3 separate regions of the Homo sapiens genome follow, and all the other regions are linked to region 3. The links are chromatin loops, found by intact Hi-C in ENCODE. Cell type or tissue: B cell. All regions are shown on one strand.

Region 1 (2,500 bases), 71 kb after region 3:
CATATCACTGACTAATATTTGGGTAAAGTATGATGTCCTATCACTATTCATTCAAAACTGGAGAAATGCAAAAGCCGTAAACATTTATCATTTCCATGGAAGAACTGGTGAATAAATGCTAGGTCCTGAAATAGCAAGACTTGTATCTTACTTGAACTGCCTGAATCTCACTTCAGTGAACTTGTGGCCCTAAAATACGCTGTTCCAATGGAAACATCATTAGAAAAGAATATATAACTAGCCAACAGGTAATCATGAGAATAAAAGTCATTTATATAACATTTGTCATATGAGAGTTCGAGCTAAACAATAACTTTCATGTACATTTTTCAGAAAAATGGATATTGGTCCCTCAAACAGCCCAAGGAACAGCAGTTGAACCAAAACATGAAGGAGATGAAATGATTCACCCCTAGAAACCAGTCATTTTAAGTAATACATCCCTTTGATGAAAACAGAAACTAACCGTGCACCAGCAGATTCTCCACAGCTCTGAGCGCTTCCTGTTTTCCCTGTGCAGAACCCGACTCCAGAGTCAGAAAAGCTGGGTTCAAGTTGTGACTTGTTGGTTTAGTGACTGTCAGCCACATAGAAACCTTCAGTATCAATTCTTCATCTGTAAAGCGGGGATCAAGCCGCATACTTCACAGAAGCAGTGAAGGGAAAAACTAAAGTGACATCTATGCAAGTAGCCAAGACAATGGCAGTACACGGTAGGTACCTAATACAGTAACCACTGGTGAAATTAATAAAGATAACTCTTACTTTATGAAATGAATGTCTACTTGGTGAACTATGTAAAACAGATTATTCTCACTCTCATGTTTTAAAAACTTTGGAGAAGCTGGCTTTCAAAGGAAATCTTATCATTAAAAGACACTATTAAATATGCAAACTAAATTACCATGGTTTATTTTTCATTTTGAAAATTAAAGGGACACATATGATTGACTTTTCTTATAACAAGATGTGCCTACAAAGTAGTCATCTTATAAATTTATTTATAAGGCATATATGACATAATCTGAGGCAGGCAGGATATTATGCAAAATATTTTAATATTAACTCCATAAAATGGATTAGAATGTTGAACACATAAATCAGAGATTCTAAAAAAGAATTAAAATGCCACTTATCTTGCACTGCTACTTACTGCTACTGAGCTGGTCATCCTACTGAATTAATTAGGTTATACATTGAACTATCTTTTGAGATTATTACATTTCAGGCCATTTATTGTCTGAAACACTTTAATTTTCTTTTTGTACAAGAGAGGGCACTCTAGTCCTTTATTTCCTTCCATATCATGCAGTGAAACACAAACTAATTGCCATCTCTTAAAAGCATTAATTTGGGAAAAAAAAAAAAGATCAAAACAAGGTAAATTAGCACCCAGCAAGCATTTGTTAACTTTTAAAACAGATTTTGATTGGAAATATTCTTTTTGCCTTATTTCCAAGGAAAAAATGTACAATTACCACATTTAAAAAGCAGATATAAAAGCAAACAATATCTGTTATTTATAATTTTTAAAAACATACTTGTATCATTCTTTTATACAAAATGCACAGAAATATTAACATGTTTGAGGTTGCAGAGAAAAGGAATGAAAGTTTATCAAATCTTATGAAAACCTTAGTCTCCCTGCTTGACACTTAGCTGTTTCCACCCGACGATGTTCCTTAATGTATAAAAAGGGATTAAGTGAAGATCTCCTGGTGTTTTGACAAATCCCTCGGACCTGGCTCCTGCGTGCAAAGCCAGAGGACCCCACTCCTGCATCTGGTCCCGATGTACTTGCAGCCTGCTGTGTTCTGACACAAGCGCTCTGTGCTAAATTTAAAAAGTCTTTCATGAGACCACAGGGAGGCTTGCGAGGGGACTTGGAGTTAAAGTTAGTGGTGCCAAAACCATTTCCAGCACATGGGCCCCATTGCTACAAATTCCATTTATAAATATAGCGATTCCATGTCCGGCTCAATGAGAAATTATCAGAAAATGCTCTTCAGCTATTCAAGTCTATGCTGCCATGTTCAGACAGTTTGGTCTTTCAAGTTGAAATCTTGATGCACATCTGTTTCCAATATATTCTTGATTATTCTTTGTGAACAAAGCCAAAGACTTGGTTTCTATTTTGAAAAACGTTAAAGAAAACCTATGATAGTAATAATCTCCATTCTGAGTGAGGCACGTGGTGTGCACAGATCCTGTGTGATCGCAGCTGCTCCCTGATGCAGCCGCTTTAAATAGGAGACAGTAACAGGCCTGTCAACAGCTTACAAGGCACGGCCAAGCTCTTCCCATGCAACATGCTGGCTGCATCAGGGAGCGTTGTGGGAAAAGAATTCACATGTCCTGTGGTCAAGTGCAGCTTTCTGAACTACAGATAGAATGGAACAGCTGCACGTTTCCCCTAAATGAGTTGGAAAATTGTTCAGGACATTATAAATGATGGGAAAACACACATCCTGCCCAAGTTAGCTCTACATCATTTTCATGG
Region 2 (2,500 bases), 590 kb before region 3:
CTCAAGGTGTTGTTATGAGAATAAAACAAGCTCACGCACATGAGATGGGCAGCATATAGTGAGCACCCAATATACACTGATTATTTTTATGGCTTTTAAAACTCTTGTCATATTTTCATACCAATTGTACTGTTGTTCACTTAATACATATATATATATATATATTTTTTTTTTTTTTTGAGACAGAGTCTCACTCTGTCACTCAAGATGGAGTGCAGTGGTGTGATCTCAGCTCACTGCAACCTCAGCCTCCTGGGTTCAAGCGATTTTCCTGCCTCAGCCTCCCGAGTAGCTGGGACCACAGGCATGCGCCACCAAGCCTAGCTGATTTTTTTTGTTTTTGTATTTTTAGTAGAGACGGGGTTCCACCATTTTGGCCAGGCTGGTCTCGAACTCCTGACCTCAAGTGATCCATCCGCCTCAGCCTCCCAAAGTGCTGGGATTACAGGCATGAGCCACCACACCTGGCCTATGTAATATATTTTTAAAAATTTCTATTGACTTGTTTTTCTATTTAGATTGCACAGTATAATTTAGCCTCACTCTAAATAATAATAGTCTTATAATCAGAGGTTTCACATGTCAGTTTTAATTTTTCTAATTTTCTTAAGCCAAACGACTCACAAAAAGTTCATCTGGACACTGTTTAAAGCCGCGTGGGTATCCCCGTAGTGTATCTAATACTCCTACTCCTCGGGAAGTGCAGCCCGGTGCACAACACTTTATAGCTTTTGAACTCCCAGAGTCCAGAATACACTCTCCGTGTTTTTTTTGTTTTTGTTTTTGTTTTTTGTTTTTTTTTCAGCCCGTAGACTCTGTTCCTCCAATGTTCCATCCCTGTGCTAGGAGCTGGGTATGAAGCAGTGAATTAGAGAATCACGTTTTCTGTTCTCCCAAAACTCAGTCGAATGGGGAACAGAGAACAGTTACCGGGTCATTACAGCCCAGTGTGGTCTCAGCTGTGCTGGGGAAAGCGCACAGGAGAAGCCTCACTTTCCCGCCCCCTGGTCGGGGAGGCTTTTTCTTGATGACGTTGGTGGCTCCCTTCAGAGAACACAAATCCCTACTGTATTACCTGCAGTGCAGAAAAATGACCAGCAGGTGGCAGTGGCGACACAAAAGAATTCCCCCATGAACCTTTCCTCGGAAATTTTCTTTCATAAATTAACAGATGAATTAATACAACAAATATTCACTGGACACCTTCTGTGTGCCAGGCATTGTATGCGCCGGGCATACAATGATGAGCAAGGCGAACATGGTCCCTGCCTTCATGTAACTGAACACTAATTCAGTCCTGTATGTATTCCAGAAGTATTTCCTGATACCAAACCTGTGCTAAACACTGTCCTCGCCCTGGGGAGATGGAAGGTGCATAAAGGATAAATCGTTAGACCTGGGTGTAAAGGAGGATATTGACAGCCGACCTAGGAGCAGGACCCCCAGGCTAAGTGCTAGAATGGCCTTGGGTTATCCTGTGCCCTGGCTCCGCCCCTATGGTATTTTAATTTAATTAGTCACCCAGAGTATTCTTTTTAAAACTCTCCAGGAGATTTTAAAGTTTGGCAAGGGCTCAGAACCACTGGTTTGGTGTCCTGGCATGGTTAACATATTAACTCATCATTTAATTAATTTCCAAAGTATTTGCACAACCATTCTGTATTAGATGATTTGCATATATTATTTCTAATCCTTCTGCAAAGTCCTTGAAGGTAATAACAATCATGACCAAAACAGCCAACATTTACAATATTTACTGAGGGCATTCTCTGAGCCAGATTCCATTCTGAGTGTTTTATATCTATGAACTCATTTAGTTATCACAACAACCCTAAGACACAGATATTATATCTTTATTCCTACTTTATTTTATTTTTATTTTTGAGACAGGGTCTCATTCTGTCACCCAGGCTGGAGTGCAGTGGCGTGAACACAGCTCACTTCAGCCTTGACCTCCCTTTCAAGAGATCCTCCCACCTTAGCCTCCCGAGTCGCTGGGACCACTGGCGTGCACCATCATGCCTGGCTAATTTAAAAATTTTTTATGAAGACAGGGTCCTGAGGACCCTGAGGTTACCCAGGCTGGTCCTGAACTCCTGACCTCAAGTGATCCTCCTGTCTCGTTCTTTCAAAGTGTTGAGATTACAGGCATGAGCCATCATGCCTGGTCATCATCTCCATTTTGTATCCAAGGAGAATGCAGCGCAGAACGGTTGGGTAACGTGTTAAAGGTCACAAGCTAGTTAGTGGTATAAATAAGATTCAAATCCAGGTGGTCCAAGTCCGGTCTTAACCACTGCACCATGCAGCCATTTTACAGATGAGAAAACTGAGGCTCAGGTGGAACTCACTGGTGAAAAGTCCCCTCAAGCAGGAAGTGGCTGAGCTGCAATTTGAGCTGAGGATTCTCTAGCTTTCAAGTCAGCCTGATTCAATTTTGACCCAGTCCTCAGTAAGAGTTTGAAAACAATGTCATATGGAATTTTTCCCCAGCAGGAAC
Region 3 (2,500 bases):
CAGTGCCGCACCCCACCCCAGGGTTAGGAAGGGAAGTAGGGGGATCTACCTTCAGAGTGCGTACCAATGCCTGCATCTTTTGGCGCTTTTGCCTAAGTTCTGATGCCTCAATCCAGGATGGCCAATGAGGACCTGATTGCTATCTGGGTCTATAAAAATGTCCCTTCCAGGGATTTCCAGGGAGCCGGAGGAGTCCCTCGGCAATGTGGACAGCTCAGAGGCCTTGGGCTGCAGCAACAGAAGCCTAAGCACTCACCACAAGGACGGGAGAGGGCACGTGCCAAGCTCTGGCCCACCCAGAGCTTCTGAGGTCCTCCCAGGCCCTTGACCATGGACAGCGGTGGTGGGAGAGCCCCTGGGAGTGACTGAAGGTGTGGTGTGGGTCACTCTGGAGGAGAAAAATCTTGGAGAGAGGGGTACAGGCCCACTATATCCCCTTTAATGGATTTAGCATTGCCTCAGGGACTAGGGATGGATTTGTCCCACAGGGCCCCAAAGGGCAAGATGTGTTTTCACCCCCAGTTGGCAGAGGAGAACATGGAAACCAGAAGAGGTATCATGATCTTTCCTAGACACCAGGTGTCCTAGGGGCTTCTGACTTCCCAGTGAGTCTCCAGAAGAGCACACAGGTAAGATGTCTCACCTCCGACAGGCCTCCCTGCCTCCACTGAGCCTCTTCCCATCTGTCCTCCACCCAGCAGCCAAAGGCATCCTTTTACAACCTAAGTCACAGCATGTCATTGCTCTGCTAAAAACCCCAGTAGGGACTCTCTCTAAGCCTACTCTGGCTCAGGAGGCTGCCCAGTTCATAAAAAATAGATACAAATCGGCCAGGCGCAGTGGCTCATGCCTGTAATCCCAGCACTTTGGGAGGCCGAGGCGGGCGGATCACGAGCTCAGGAGATCGAGCCCATCCTGGCTAACACGGTGAAACCCCATCTCTACTAAAAATACAAAAAATTAGCTGGGCGTGGTGGCGGGTGCCTGTAGTCCCAGCTACTCGGGGGGCTGAGGCAGGAGAATGGCGTGAACCCGGGAGGCGGCGCTTGCAGTGAGCCGAGATCGTGCCACTGCACTCCAGCCTGGGCGACACAGAGAGACTCCGTCTCAAAAGTAAATAAATAAATAAATACCCATAGTAGCTGCCATCCCACTCAGAGTGAAAGCCAGAATCATCACCCTGAGAACTGACACGGCTCTGTCCTGGTTTTTCCCAACCTCTCCCACCTCTTCCTCCACTCATCTGCTCGGGCCACTCTTATCTTTATTGTTGATGGACTGTCTTTTCTTCCTAGAACAGCAACTCCACAAGGGGAGGGTTGCTCGCCTGGCACCTTCCCTGATGTTCTTTGTGCGTGGCCCGGTAGGAGACCCTCAATCAATAGCTCAATCACTATGGGTTGAAGGAATGAAGGGGCCCACGCTTCAATGACTCGGCTGAGGTGCCTCGTGCGTCCACAAGGTGGCGCTTAGAGATTTCCTTTGCTCTTGCCCATCTCAACAAAAATTGGCCGTTTCTACACTTCCGAGGAAAAAAACTAAAGTACAACTGAAGCTTCTGTTTCCCCGTTGATGTGGGTGCTCAGGACTCCTGAGAGTTCAGCATGGGATGAAGAGCACACAGGAGCCCTGTATCCTGGGTTTTCTCCCAGCAACTCTGCTCGCTAGACCTGAGAGTTTAGCCTGCGCCTGGCCCAGCCGGCTCTTCTCATCTGTAAAATGGGCTAATCACAGTACCTGTGTTTTCAGGTGGATATGTGAGACTCAACTGAGTTAATACAAGAAGGTGCATACAGCAGTGTCTGGTAGAGTTCACACTCATTCAGTATTTTCTTTCGTTACTCTTGTGATATTTAATGCTGCTGTTTCTGTCCTAATGGTGACTGATCTTTCCCTCCAGGGAATGGGGGAATCTCATGGTCCATGCCACAGGATGCCACAATGCCGCGAGAAGGATGCTGCTTGCAGACAGGTCGACTGGGGGCTCTGATGGTTCTACTGTCACCTCAGATGCAGAGGGATCCCCCCAGGCCCCCCTGCCCTCAGCCCCTCAGCCCTGCCCACAATGGTCCCACCTCACCTTCCCTGCAGAAGGCACCGAGGGCCCCCGGGGCTGGAGGACAATCAGATCAGGCCCTGTGCAGGTGTGCAGCAGCTGAGCTTTGTAGCGCTGCAGAAGCGTGTTCAGGACACTGGATTCGTTGACACTGATGAGAGAGGCCAGGTCCTCGACCTGGTCCAGCTCAGGAGGGTTGGCCTGTGAAACCATCACACAGAGTCTCCTCTGGCCTTCTGGCCTTCTGGCCCCCTGCCCCCACCCCACCCCCCCGCAACCAAACACACACTAAGCCCTCCTCTTGAGAGCTATGTGCCAAAGACCAGAACAGAGCACAGGGACTCTGGATGGAAAGCAATGAAGCCCTACAAATAAAATAGGGCCATCCCTTCTCCTTGCCCTCTGTGCAACCTATGAGGCACCCCCTCTTCGCTGTGGTCCTGC

The links. Peaks named below come from ENCODE experiments on the same cell type or tissue, not always from the same donor. Only the 100,000 strongest peaks of a DNase experiment are listed, where the experiment ranks them.
Region 1: it touches region 3 in a loop (14-fold over the local background); 32 of 110 quality-filtered maps call a loop at or near these places.
Region 2: it touches region 3 in a loop (9-fold over the local background); 4 of 110 quality-filtered maps call a loop at or near these places.

The regions. Positions count from the first base shown.
Region 1 is chr22:25,700,958-25,703,457 of GRCh38, reverse strand. The region is part of intron 13 of GRK3 (G protein-coupled receptor kinase 3); the gene reads right to left. Among named protein-coding and RNA genes, the nearest start is that of MYO18B, 40 kb to the left of the region's middle. RefSeq lists an enhancer at 441-540. In B cell, CTCF peaks have their summits at 1,066 and 1,266 (motif pointing right); a DNase peak (open chromatin) is centred at 1,277; H3K27ac peaks cover 676 bases.
Region 2 is chr22:26,359,186-26,361,685 of GRCh38, reverse strand. All of the region lies in intron 12 of SEZ6L (seizure related 6 homolog like), which reads right to left. LOC124905096 (a long non-coding RNA gene) reads left to right here and starts at 661. Exons shown (of 3, transcript XR_007068038.1): 1 at 661-2,500. In B cell, CTCF peaks have their summits at 910 and 1,112 (motif pointing right); a DNase peak (open chromatin) is centred at 1,075; H3K27me3 peaks cover 389 bases.
Region 3 is chr22:25,772,091-25,774,590 of GRCh38, reverse strand. It overlaps MYO18B (myosin XVIIIB), which reads right to left. Exons shown (of 44, transcript NM_032608.7): 7 at 2,081-2,257. Among named protein-coding and RNA genes, the nearest start is that of MYO18B, 31 kb to the right of the region's middle. In B cell, CTCF peaks have their summits at 1,253 and 1,452 (motif pointing right); a DNase peak (open chromatin) is centred at 1,470.